Regions from separate parts of the Mus musculus genome. Here region 2 is linked to region 1. A link is a contact called in ENCODE POLR2A ChIA-PET data. All regions are on one chromosome and are shown on one strand. Each heading gives the region's core, a stretch centred on a gene start or an enhancer-like site at or near the end of the contact. The rest is flanking DNA. Distances are from core to core; before and after follow the strand shown. Region 1 holds the start of Naa50 (N(alpha)-acetyltransferase 50, NatE catalytic subunit). Region 2 holds the start of Cfap44 (cilia and flagella associated protein 44).

The links. ChIA-PET counts read pairs that join two places held with the same protein, here RNA polymerase II (POLR2A).
Region 2: POLR2A ChIA-PET joins it to region 1 with 16 read pairs in embryonic stem cell. The contact joins the promoter of Cfap44 here to the promoter of Naa50 in region 1. POLR2A ChIA-PET finds 5 or more read pairs at or near these places in 3 of 5 experiments (Patski and embryonic stem cell).

Annotation. Positions count from the first base shown.
Region 1 is chr16:44,135,197-44,142,258 of GRCm38, reverse strand. It overlaps Naa50 (N(alpha)-acetyltransferase 50, NatE catalytic subunit), which reads right to left and starts at 2,468. Exons shown (of 5, transcript NM_001347239.1): 1 at 2,148-2,468. The coding sequence starts at 2,155. It overlaps Atp6v1a (ATPase, H+ transporting, lysosomal V1 subunit A), which reads left to right and starts at 3,000. Exons shown (of 15, transcript NM_007508.6): 1 at 3,000-3,297.
Region 2 is chr16:44,389,532-44,396,290 of GRCm38, reverse strand. Cfap44 (cilia and flagella associated protein 44) reads right to left here and starts at 1,492. Exons shown (of 35, transcript NM_001033247.1): 1 at 1,443-1,492.

The DNA of each region.
Region 1 (7,062 bases), core at 1,219-3,718:
AGAGTCTTTCCAATGAAGAGTCTGGAGACTGAATACAGAAGACATTTATACAAGTTCTGTATCTCAAGGACATTAACATCTTAATAAAACAAAACAACAAAGTAAAACTGCACTATACCCTGATCTCATTTTAGTATCTTAAAAGGAAGGAAAGGAAAATTTTAAGTCCCGTGCTTATTGGGAGTTAGTTAGGGAAAAATCAAATATACCTGTGAAATCATCTTAAAAGTTGTTTAGTCCAGAACCCAATTCTAAGCCCTCAACCCTAAAAAAATAAAACAATTTACTTAAGGAGTCTTAATTTTGAGCCTAACTACTGGCCTAAAATATGGATTCAACAATTCCAAGTTTGCCCAGTAACGCATTTCTAGGCATCTGCCTCCATCGTGTTACACTTAAATATCTATTTAAATACAAAGAGCCAGCTGGTGCTGGTGGCTCAAGCCCGTAATACTAGCAACTCAAAGGGCTGAGGGAGGCAAGAAGATTGTTGCCAAGTTCAGCGTCAGCCTGAGCAACTTAGTGAGACTCTACCTCAAAATAAAGTGCTGGGGACGTAGCTCAGTGGCAGAGTACTTGCAGAGCACCGAATACTTTGCTTCAATTCCAAGAACTCCAGTTAGTTAATAAAGTAGAATTGCTTCAAGAGTATACTAGATAAAAGTTCCAATAGACTGCCAACAGCACCACGGTGTGGTTCCATTTCTATTGTCAAGTATCAGAAAGACTAATCCTACACTTGAAATTGAACTAGACCCAATATTTTTAACCTAAACATCCAGAATAATTTCTTAGTCTTGTTATCTTCATTGCTTTTACTATAACAGAACATGACAAGTATGTTCTGAGTGTGTAGCAATGAGTAGAAAAAAATGACAGCATCAAAGTCGTACTCTACTAGAAAAATAAAACTTCCTAAAAATAACTGGATCATATTTTTAAAAATTACCAAGCATCCTGGATCATGGCTCAGGTGGAGCAAACATCCCCCCAAAAATGCCAAAAATAAAACCCAAAAAACACCGAATGAAAAACTAACATTTAAAGCAAACCAGAGTTTAGAAAAAATGTTTTCTATTTAGATTTAAAATCAAAACTTTCTCAGAATCATTTCAGAGGTATGGGACCTTCATTTTACACAGAACAAGCTTGTTTGGAGAAACGACTTACTTCGCTCTCCATAAAACGATGTTGAATAAACAACTAACTGAAACTGTAGTTATAATTTTCAGCTGACTTAGAAAGAAAAGACCGTTTAATATGTTTAAGCTTTCTTTTTTTTTCTTCTAATGACTGTAAGTAAAGGCAACCTCCAAAACTCGCGACGCTAAATACTGTAACAGTATATAAATCAATGGAAAGGAAATACTTCCTATCAAACGGGAACAGTTAAACCAAAATAACTTCTAATGTTACGGAAGATTTGCAAGATTAAACCTCAACTTTGCTAACGAAGAGCAAAAGCAGCAGCTCTCCTCCTTGCACTGGAGGGGGGGGGCAACACACACACACACACACACACACACACCACTGAAGCAATAGCTCCACCTACTGATCCATGGCTACTTCCTTAAACATTTTGGCACCCCAAAGTCTACACCGCTCCAGTTTATTCCCCCTCCCCTCCCGACCGCCCGCCTTCCTCCACTCGCTCTGACCCAACCCAAGTCCGTTGAGTCACTAGCTCCTAGCACTCATCCCCCGTGCTCTTTATTCCAATTCCTTTTCCCTCCAGAAGGTTCTGCACGGCCCACAAGTCTTAAGAAAACCCGCAACGTGTCAAAGCCCGCGGCCACAGCGCCGTTCCCGGATCTGGAGGAGCACCTTCAGGTGGCTCGGTGGTGCGCTCCCGGGAAGAGGCCCCCGGGCGCCTCATTCCTCCTCCCCGTGATCTCAGGCGGTGCACACACGTGAAACCGTGGACTCGCGCCCTTGCCTCCGTCGGCCCTTCAGCCCGCCAACAGCCGGCCTAGCCTCCGCCCCCCTCCGGGAGCCGCGGGACCGGGGAAGCCCGGCCATGACCCTCCGCCCGGGCTTCGCGCGCGTCTCTTCCCCGCAGCGCTCTCCCTGTCCATCGACCCACGCCCCTCTCCTGGGCCCCGGCCGCCGGGGTCCCCCCCACACCCCCGCCAGCTGCCCTTCCTCACCCTTTCATCTTCCCCGTCTGCTGAGGCCGTCGTTACAGCCGCCGCCAACGCCGTCGTCCTCGTCGCCCGGAGCTCTCCGCCCGCGCCCTGAGCTCAGACCACTCAACCCCACACGCCGGTCTTTTGGCTGAGAAGCCAAGCCAGGCCCTGAGGCTCCGGGAGACGCGGGGAAATCTGCCGCCGCGCTGCCGCCGCCGCCGCTCCTCCACACGTGCACTCGGGACACTCGGCTCCCGCCCGCAGCTGCCGCCAGCCAGACCCGCCGCCGCGCTGTGACCTTTCACCCCGCCCCTCAACGCGCCGGCGCGGCCGCCGCGTCGCGCGCAGGCGCAGTGCTCCGCGCCGCCAGGATTCCCCGCCCCCCGCTCTCCAGGGGCCGGGCCTACGGCCCGCTAGCTCCTCCCACCCTTTGCGACACTCTCTAGGGGATCTGGCTTGGTAGGCTCCGGCGGCAAAATCCGGATCTTTCCACCCTTCTCTCGCTTTCAAGCCAGCAGGATCAGCCTTTCCCGCCCCCCACCCCGATTCCTTTCTAGCCCTCCAGTGACCTTCAAACCCTCTGGCCGACTAATAGGGTTTTGTAAAACGGATTCTTCTCAATGTAAGAAAGCCCATGGGAACTTGCAGTAAATGTGTTTTAAATTCAAAAGGTAGTGATGGGTCCGGATAACTTGGCGATCCTCCAGCAGGCAAACCTCACAGGGTTTTTTTTTTTTTAAATCACGTGATAGGCTTAACGTCTTCCAGCCCAGGATTTTACTGGGGCCTTAGAGGCGGGACTCATGGCCATTTCCGGTCCCTAGAGCGTGACTTAGCGTCACTTCCTTAGCAATGCACTTTAACCCTTGCCATCCTCGTCTTCTGTACTGTAGTTTCTGTAACCCCCGTCATTGTAAAAAAAAAAAGAAAAAGAAAAGAAAAAGAAACTAACGCTTTTCTGAAGTCGCGGAACCATTCACATCCAAGGCGGTCCGCAAAGATTTAAGCCTGCGAGACGCGGCGTGACGGGCGAGGGGAAGCGGGGTGGGGCTTGAGGACACATGACTAGCTAGGACTGGCCCGCCTCCTGCAGCTGAAGACTTCCCCTCTCTCAGTGACAGAGCCTCTGGGTCCCGTCTAGGTACACTTTCTGCATTTCGAGCCCGGGCAGGTGAGGTGCGACAGGTAACTCGTGGCTGGTGGGGACGATTGACAGGGTGAGAGCAGATAGGGTGTGTGAATCGCGGCCTGCGGATGCTTGGGGCTCCCTTTCCGTTGTCCTCCTGCACGGGCGAGGAGCTCATTTCTGCTAGACCCCTGGCCCTTCACCATCACCGTGGTCCATTGACTAGGGATTATGATGCCCACCTTTTCCCTGGGTTGAGAGCGAGTACGGCCATTATGGTTCCCTATTTGGAGCCTTTGGGGCTGATTCAGGTGGTAGGATTGTGTTAGCTATTTCTTGGGGGTCTGCAACAACCGACGGATCCCATTCCCCTAAACTCCTTCCTTGGGAAAGGCCATGGCCCGGGTGATCCGGATGGTAGGAAAACCCCGGGAGGCAGAGGCGTCTCCGGTGAGACAGGCTTGGGAGGGGATGTCACTGAGATGGCCCTCACTGCAGAGTCACACTGAAGGGCTTTCCCCACAAATGTGCGTTCTCAGTGATCCTAAGGGTTTGCCGACATCCTTGCAGAGGTTCAGGGAGTCTTCAGATGAGACTGGAAGGGTAAGAGCGGGCCTTACACCTTTTTTTTCGGAGAGAAGGTGGTTGTACTCTCCTCAGAACAGGGTGTTGGTAATGCGACAGTCTCGGTTGGTTGGGAAGGTGATGAAAGGTGGTGTTGCCTTGTTGGGCTGGAGACCCAGACTAGCTTATGGGAAAGTGACGAGGTTTTCCCGAAGGGGAAGTAATTTTACGGAAACTGATCAGGCTGAAAACATCATTAATCCAAATCCATGTGTGTATAGTTTAAAGACTAGAAGATCGAGTCTAGACATTACTGACTTCATGTTTTCTGCCTGTGGGTCATTCCTTTTTGACATTTCTTTTAAGTCCTACATAATTGCCCTTCCCAGTCAGTTTAAAATTTGTGAAGTAATGCTTGTGCTCTTAATTCGCTTTTGCATTTGTTAAAAAATTCAAGTGACCCTTCTCAGACTTGAGAGTGCATAATATTTTGTGAAAATACAGAAATGGTTTTGCCTAGGGTTACCCAACCCTTTGTACTCCATTTTATGTGCACCGTAGTAGCCAATGTTTAAACCTCAAACAATGTACTTGACTGAAGGAATGTTCTTCAGTTTGGGGCTAAACTCTTTTATTTGTGCTACAAACTTAGAACGTTCCTTGTTTTGAAGCCGAAGGCCTTACAAAATCACAGATTTGACTTTTATAACCCAAATGATACATTTTCTTAGGGGAAATAAGATTTTCAGTTAAATCTTAGTTCTCTGCAATGTAATTGAGGAATCTGTTTTAAACTCTGCTGGGGGCTCGGGGATATGGTTCTTGCTTCCATGTAAGCTTGGTGTACTGGGTCCAACCCTCATACTAGAAAGAAAAAAAAATAGGAAAAAGATGGAATGATTATCTTACATTGATTGGTGCTCCCCCCCCCCCCTTTCCAGATTTTCTTATTTTTGAGAGCTAAAAGCTAAAACCTTAAACTCATAACGATTTAACAAGATAAAAAGACTGGCCTAAGCCAGTCGTAGTGGTGCATGCCTTTAATCCCAGCACTCGGGAGGCAGAGGCAGGCGGATTTCTGAGTTCGAGGCCAGCCTGGTCTACAAAGTGAGTTTCTGGACAGCCAGAGCTATATAGAGAAACCCTGTCTCAAAAAACCAAAACAAACAAACAAACAAAAAACAAAAAAGAAAGACTGGCCTATTTGATACTTTTTACTACAATATTGCCCAAGTGATTTTGCATTGCCCACATTACCGTTTGTGCTTGTGATCCAGACTAGACAATAGGAATTGATCTGTTTATATAACAAGCATAAATATAGATTCTTAAAGAGTTCATTCTTTTCATTGCTAATCATTATTCTGTGGTATGGATGGCACCACAGTTGGTTGAACCATTCACTTGTTGACACAAACCTTTTTGTTTGTGTCTGTGTTCCTGCACTTAGAGGCCAGAGGTGCCTTCCTCTGTTGCTCTCCTCACCTCAACCCCCCTTCTTTTGAGGTAGGTTCTCTCACTGAACCTGGACTCACTGATTCTGGGAGCCTAGCTGTCCATTAAACCCCAGGGATCCTTCTGTCTTTTGCCCTGAGCACCCAGGTTAAAGGGACAGTACTACACTTCTACAGAGCACTGGGTAGCTGAACTCAGATTTTCATACTTGCGAAACATGCAGTTTCACGACTGAGTCATCTCCTCAGCTTGAAATATAATTTTATCCATCGTTTTTCTCTAAAGTGAGGTTCTCTGATCTCTCCGGAGAGAAAAAAATTTGGCTCTGCTTTCACGCCCATGTGACATTCCACCAAATAAACAGAATTCCTAAGTGTTTTAAAAGTCCAGACCAGTTCTGTGCAGGTGCGCCAAACTGGGCTAGAGGAAACCAGTTTGAAAGCACTGAGAATTTGTGGAGGAGAAAGAAGTTCATAAGAAAGAGGCTCAATGAGTCTGCAGTTTTACTTCACAGTTAATTGCTCCATTTTAGGGAACTCAGTAACTTAAACTTCTAATGAATCGGGAAGATCAGTAGCAGGAATTAGTGACCAAACAGCTAAAGAGATTAACTATTAAAGAAGAATTTGTCAATCTATACACACAGATGGTTTGAGCACTGGAGGGGTTTCTGATACTATATTAGTTAATGAGATTTCTGTGTGGTTGTAGGTATGATGGCTCACTCCTTTAATCTCCCCACTGGGTCTGGCAGAGCTCTTTTAGTTGAAGGTCAACCTGGTCTACAAAGTGGGTTCTAGGTCAGCCAGGGCTACACAGTGAGACCTTGTTTCATAGGGGAGGGGGAATATGGAGATGGGGAGAGACAGACAGACAGGGAGGGAGGGACAAAAGCGAGAATTTAAGAGTTGGGCTCCCAACACCCTTTATGTCTTACTCTGCGGTCTCCCTTAGTTGCACTCTCTCAGGGTATCATCATCCGTGAAAATGTATCCTTCCCCTTTGGTAGCCAATCAGTCCTTCAGGCTACTACCCGATATTTTGTATTTCTTTATTTATACATATACCCTATGTTTGGTAGCTCGGGTATTCCTTAGTAAACCTCCCTGCAGTTAAAGAACCACCTGTCTCTATTGGGTCTTCTGCACAAGGATGCTGAAGTGGATGGAAGAGGCCATGTTCAAGCAAACAAAATTCTGAGGTCCCTGATGGGTTTATTGAACAAGCATTGAATGACTAACAAGGGAATTAAACCACTTTAATTCTTACAAATTATGTTCCTTAAAGGCTGTGTACTAAGTATTAACTTTTTAGTCCAATTTTCCGAATACTAAATAGAATAGAACCTTGTATGGACTTTATTTGTACAGTGACCAACTTGTTTCCACAGTGTGTTGTGTTTATTGATAATGGTAAGGCCTGTGGTTCAGCCCTAAAGTGAGAGGATCTTCATTCAGCTTCTCCATCTTGGTCATATGTCTGTTTAAGTGCGGCCAATGCTAGAAGCTTCAGGGCTCCATACCGAGAATCTTTCCTCCCAAACGGTATTTTGAATCGGGTGAGACAACCTTAAATAATCTATCTGAGGGGCTGGTGAGATGGCTCAGCAGGTAAGAGCACCCGATTGCTCTTCCAAAGGTCCTGAGTTCAAATCCCAGCAACCACATGGTGGCTCACAACCATCCGTAATGAGATCTGACTCCCTCTTCTGGTGTGTCTGAAGACAGCTACAGTGTACTTACATATAATAAATAAATAAATCTTTAAAAAAAAAAAAAAAAAAAAAAAAAA
Region 2 (6,759 bases), core at 243-2,742, 260 kb before region 1:
CTTTTAAAATACAAGGCAGATGCTAATATCACAATTTTGCAAGTGAGAAAGAAGAGCAGTTAGATATTTCGTCCTTCCCTATCACCCACCTCATGCAATCTATTTCCAAGACGCGTTGCCAAATGGCCAGCTATGAAGACTTATGCTTTCACCCTTGTCCTCACCTCTTTAAGTACCAGGCTCACTGTCCCTGTCACTGCAGATACCCTCTGCTCCTACTCTGTTTCTCTAATCCATTTTATCTTTAAATTTTCTTTTCATGGGAGCTGGAGAGGAGAGATACCCCAGCAGTTAAGAGCACTGGCTGTTATTCCAGAGTACCAGGGTCAAGTTTCCAGCACTCCTGTGGCAGCTCAAAACCATCTTTACTCCAGTCCTAGAGCAGTCAATACTTTCTTATAGCCTCTGTGAGCACTGCACACATGTGGTACACGGATATACATTCAGACAAAGACTCGTACACATAAAACAAGAGTAAACAAAACCTTTAAATTTTCAGCTTTTCGTTACATTTATTTATATCTTCTTTGTGGGTAGGTGGGTACATGTGTGGAGGTCACAAGACAAATTTGTGGACATTCTTTCCTTCCGCCATGCAGGTGACAGGGATGGGACTCAGGTTGTCCGGCTTGGTGGCGAGTGCCTTAACCCATCGAGCCACCTTGCCAATCTTTTAATCTGTTTTCTGCCTTGCCCTTTGTATTCCTGAGAGAGCTACCAGAGCACCACTATGTTACAGCTTCGTCATCGAGTGACTGACTCTGTTGCCATCACAGAAGAATGCAATACAAACCCTCATCACGGTGCAAAAGCCCTTCGTGGTGAGGTTGCAGATCGCTGCTGCATCTCACACCCACTCTGTTCCTACTCCCCTTTGGCCCCTTTTCTCTGGTGTCTTACTAAGCAGGCAAGTAAGACTACTCATGACTAACGAATACCCTGTACACTCGCTCCCTACCGCCTTTGCCTATTACCAGCGTTCAGCTGCACTCCTGAGACACTTGGCCTGCATTTAAATCTTAACAAGAACCCTAGGAGGCAAACACAGCCATTCCCCCCCCCCCCCCAGATAAGGAAAATAGTGTAGAAGGGCCCACTGAGAAGGCTCACAGCTAAGGGTGGGCAGGGGTGGCTTTGTTGACCCAGGCACATTTCCAGCAGGCTTTCTTCTTCCCTCTGTGGTGACCTAACTTCTCTGGCTACCTGGTTGCTTCTTAACCTGCATCACCAGTTCCCTGCAGGCTGGAGCTGTGCATGTCTAACCCGCACTGGTTGCTTCTGATGTTTGCGTTGAATTACCACAGGAGGACCGGGGAAGTGTTCCAGAGAAATTGGACCATACTAGTTCCACCTAGAAGGTGGAGTTCACTGCTCTCTGAGTCGCTACCAGATTTAAGGGAGACTTATGGGGACAGCCCGGCCCAGGCTAAGAGCCCACTTACCGGAGGTGTTCGCTACAGCAGCTGGTTTCTAGTCACACCCGCCCAAGGACTCCGTTTACTGCGGTTGCCATAGCAACGTCCCTCCGCCTGCTGGTAGTGATGTTGGGGGAGGGGAACAGCAGGCTATTAGGCGCATGCGCAGCATCCCCCAAGGTTTTTGCCTAAACTGAGGTGTTGCCACAGAGTCGTCCGTGTGCCCTGGGGAAGAAGCTACTGCGACACCCCCCACCCTCAGGAAACAGAAGCCCAGCATTCCAACAATTTATGAACCAGATGACAGAGTATTTGGGTACTTGCCCAACTTTCCAAACCGGCCAAAGGGTCCTAAGGCAATTATTTGCCAATTAAAAACAAAACTTAAAATGGTGTGGTCTTGGCTGCAGAAGGCAGCTTCCAGATACATCAACATCGAAGACGAGTATTTTCTAAAGCTTACCTGTGTTTTTTAAAAAGTAAATAAGGGTTGTGTTGTGAATTCTTGCTGTAGGAGGTGGGCAGCAGCAAGAGGATTAATTTTGGGTTTTTGTTTTTAATCTGCAAGGTATGTATTGGACAAAGGACTTGTATATAAAATATATGACGAGCTCATTCCTGTTTTGTTTTGTTGTTTTTGTTTTTGTTTTTGTTTTTGTTTTTCAAGGCAGGGTTTCTCTGTGTAGCCCTTGCTGTCCTGGGACTCACTCTGTAGACCAGGCTGGCCTCGAACTCAGAAATTCGCCTGCCTCTGCCTCCCAAGTAATGGGATTAAAGGCGTGCACCACCATCGCCCGGCTCATGCCTTTAATAAAAAGGCAAATAACCCAACAAAAACTGAACAAAAAGTTTTGAAGCTACTTTATGAAAGAAGGCATACAAATACCAATGAACAGACCAAATAGGTAAGGCATCACTATCAGGGATGAAATACAAATTAAGATGCAACAACTCAGCCACCGAGAAAGAAAAAAAAGACTGACCAAATACTAGATAGGATTAGTAGTAACAAGAGAAGGTATGTGTGACTAGTGAGAGTATAAATGGGATGTCAGAAAACCACTTAATTTCTTGAAATTTAATCATGCATTCTTATGTAAGGCAGTAATTCATCTCTAGTTTTGCATCTAAGACAAATGAAATATTTAATCTCCTTCATAGTATGTTTATTTGTAACAGGTTAAAGTTGGAAACAAGTCCAGGCATTTGGTATCGGGACACTTAAGTACAAAATTATGGCACAGTCATACAATCAAATACTAATACAGAATACAAAGGTTTATCAATTGACACACATAACGTGGGTCAATCTCAAAATCATGTTGAATGTGAGAAGCCAAAATAAAGATACTGTTGTTAATCCTGAGATTTAACAGGAAAAAACCAATTGCACCATTTTAGGCCAAACTTGAAGCAAGCTTTATTAAATATTAAATACTGACCAAGAGATGGACTTTGGTCAGGACCACTCCCTGGAACTTCCCAGCTGAGTGGCTCTGAGACATCTATTGCAGGGGTTTATAGGACAACCCCATAGGCCACAGTACTGTGTCATGAGGTTTTTATTATATTCCAAGAACCACAACTCCCAGCATTCCAGGAAGTTACCTGGTCCTTGGGCAGGTGGGGCTTACAGGTTAATTTCGGGCATTACTGTATTTTCTGAATGACTCCATTTATATGAAATTCCAAAATAATCTTTGGGGACAGGAACCACATGTATAGTGTTTCCTGCTGGTGTACAGGTGGTAGGGCTGACAGAGATGGACATACAAGGTCAGAGGGATTGGTACTTTATATGCATCCTAAAATTGACTGGTAAATTAAGGTCTAAGCATTTCACTGTACATACATTGTATGGTAACTACAGCATTTAAAAGGTAGAGGTGGCCCACGTAATTTTACAAGCCAGATACAGTTTTCAAATAGACAATATTAATTTCAACACTAAGGCTGAGGAGGTATATGAATAACTATTAATTCACGAGGAAAAAGTATCAGGGTTCTGAACAGGGTGATTTTTATTTTATTTTATTTTATTGTTTGTTTGTTTGCTTGTTTGTTTCCAAGGCAGGGTTTCTCTGTGTAGCCCTTGCTGTCCTGGAACTCACTCTGTAGACCAGGCTGGCCTTGAACTCAGAAATCCACCTGCCTCTGCCTCCCAAGAGCTGGGATTAAAGGCATGCGCCACCATTGCCCGTTTTGGACATCTTTTGATAAGACATTTAACTTCGTGGCCTCTAGTTAAGAGCAAATATTATTCTCCGTTATCTTCCCCTTTGACCCAGAGATAATGCTCTGAGGTCAGACATTTCTTCCCTACCCCATTGAGCAAGAAATTTCCCCAGTTACCCAGGAGTCTCCAATTTATATCCAAAGTTTATAGAACATGAAGCCACGGAGCCAACTGCAATTCCACATGTAGCAGTTCACAAGGTCTGACCCTAGAGGGCGCACACCCCTCAGCCGTGTGCCTTCTTCAAGCTCATATCCCATCATGCTCAGCTGCCCAGGAAGCCTCGCTTGCATCCATGCAGGAACGTTTCCCATCAGTGACTCATTGACTCTCCTAGTCATAATCTAGCTAATTGAGAGCTCAGTTCATTCTCCTTTGTCCTCGTTTCTAGGATTCTAGTTTTACTAAACCACCCACACCCCACCCCCAAGTTCCTTACAGTTTGGAGACTTCTAGAGAAGGTTTTTCTTCACGAATGGAAAGGAAATAGGCACTGCTGACAATACTCTATTTCCAGTGTGGGTGAGACCTTTAGAGCTGTATGCACTGGACCGCAACCAGGAGACAATGAGCCATGAAGGCTAAAACCGTGGAGGGTCTAGCAGACTGGGTTCTTGACCACATGCCTAAGGCAGGGCACCACATTTGGACAGTTTTATTTCTGCATTTTTGTCCTAATAAATAGAAGTACTAGTTGGGACACAGAAAACATCAAGGGAGGATCTATATGCATAGAAAGAATTGTCCTCAAAGCATATAGGAAAGTACAGAAAAGAAGCGGCTAACTCCAGAGATCAGCTCTGTTCTAAGCCAGGTCTTATATATAAGTCCAGCTCAGTGGATTAGATAAAAGCAGAGGTCTAAAATATTGACAGAATTCAATTTTTTGTGATTTAACTTGTTAAATCAGTCTCTCCTCCATTCGTGTGTGTGTGTGTGTGTGTGTGTGTGTGTGTGTGTGTGTGTGTGTGTGTGTAGAACATTCAGAACATGCACACCCGTGCATGCAACAACAGCATTAAGAGGGAAAAAATAAAATATTCAGATTGAAAATAATGACTTTCAAGACCTAAAAGGTATATGTTGGAGGACGGGGCCAAAATTAAAGATTAGGAAAACATAAAAACATGTGCTTAAGTGGAAACTTCAAGTTTCTTTGGAAAGTCGGTTATGTCAAGTGATGTTTTGTTGGGGCACACAGGTGAAAGGATGTCTTGCTAAAGCAGACACATGAAAGCACATGTGACGCTTTAGAAGGAATATATACATAAATACATACACACACACACATATATCCCCATGGACAGTAGGAGCTTGAGCACTGATTTGCATCGGCCCCGCTAGTCTTCGCTGAGGACATGCATGCATTGGTTCGTCTTACACTGCATCGCTGAGCTTCACCTGTGGTGACTTCATAGAGAGAAACTCAGCAAACAACTTTTCATGAGGTACCCGTGGCTTCTTGCTGCTTCTGCAGACTTGGGCTGGTGTTGGGGATTGGTTGTAATGCTTTGCCTTAATTTGGCTCCCCAAATCACACGGGAATCTATGTGTCTAGACACTGAGGGTCCCTGTCCTCAATTGCTTTTTGATTGACCAATAAGGAGCCAGAGCCCAGTGGCTAGGCAGGGTGAAAAAGACGGGACTTTTAGAATTTCTGGGCAAGAAACAAAGAGGGGAGAATAGGGGATTCTGCCATGAGGAGGGCATAGGACAGACCACGTCATGAAGGAGGATAAGATGGCCAAAATGTAGGTAAAGGGGAAAGTGGCCTTGTAGGAGGGCTGCCCAGAAGGAAACAGGGCAGGAAAGATAAAATGTAGATTTAGAAAGTGTTAACTCAGGAATACTGGAAGGTAATGTGTATTAGCCACAGTGAGGTTAGCCCATCCATTGACCTAGTTAAGGGATATCAAAATATAAAGGTTGTGTGTCCTTTCGTTTGCAAATCCAGAGAACTTCCAGTACGGTCAACCAGGGGAGCTCAGAGCAGATTAACTATTCACTGCTACAGTTGGTCGTCCTTGTCGAGGGTTTCTTCTGGATTGAACTGCACTTGCTGATTCCTGTGTGGTGTCTGCCAAGTTGACTGGTCTGTAGTTGCTGATTCATATTGGGTGTTTGCTGGTAGATTGGACTGAGAACGGTGAAGACTGAATTGCCCCAATGAACATTTCTTTTTTTTTTTTTAAAGATTTATTTATTTATTATATGTAAGTACACTGTAGCTGTCTTCAGACACTCCAGAAGAGGGCATCAGATTTCGTTATGGATGGTTGTGAGCCACCATGTGGTTGCTGGGATTTGAGCTCGGGACCTTCAGAAGAGCAGTCGGCGCTCTTAACCACTGAGCCATCTCGCCAGCCCCCAATGAACATTTCTAAACAGGTCTACTCCCCCCATATCCTATTAGCCTTTCTTTTCTACTACCTCTGTTGGGTGGTGGCTAGAGGGGAAGTTGAAAAAAACTTATGCCTGTTCCCAGAAGACACTGATTTTTTTGTTTTTGTTTTTGTTTTTGTTTTGTTTTGTTTTGTTTTTGAGACAGGGTTTCTCTGTATAGCTCTGGCTGTCCTGGAACTCACTTTATAGACCAGGCTGGCCTCGAACTCAGAAATCCGCCTGCCTCTGCCTCCTGAGTGCTGGGATTAAAGGCATGCGCCACCACGCCCGGCAAGACAATGATTTTTTAATGTAAATCTCAATGCTAGCACAGGATAATCTCTATAAGATATTGGTCAGGGAGATGACAGAAGACCCCACCCCCCAAAAATCCACAGCAAACCACCATGCCATTGTTTGTCAATCATAGCTAGATGGTGAGGCCATGCTGCTGAAGGCTAGTATTGAAGTGTTAAGTGCTCAGCTGCAGATGAAACACACACCACCATCATCCAAGGTTCAGGGAACATCACAGAGGGGCAGAAAGAGTATCAGGTGAGAAGGAAAGTCATGACATGTTGTCTTCTAGACATCACATGGCTGTTGTATATGTCATCTGTGTTGTACATTGTACAAAGTAGCTGTGGTTACCTGTACAAGAACAAAGTTGACAAAATAGCAGCAGAGACAGGGAAGAGGCCCCTGAGGAGGAGCTATGGACAGCTG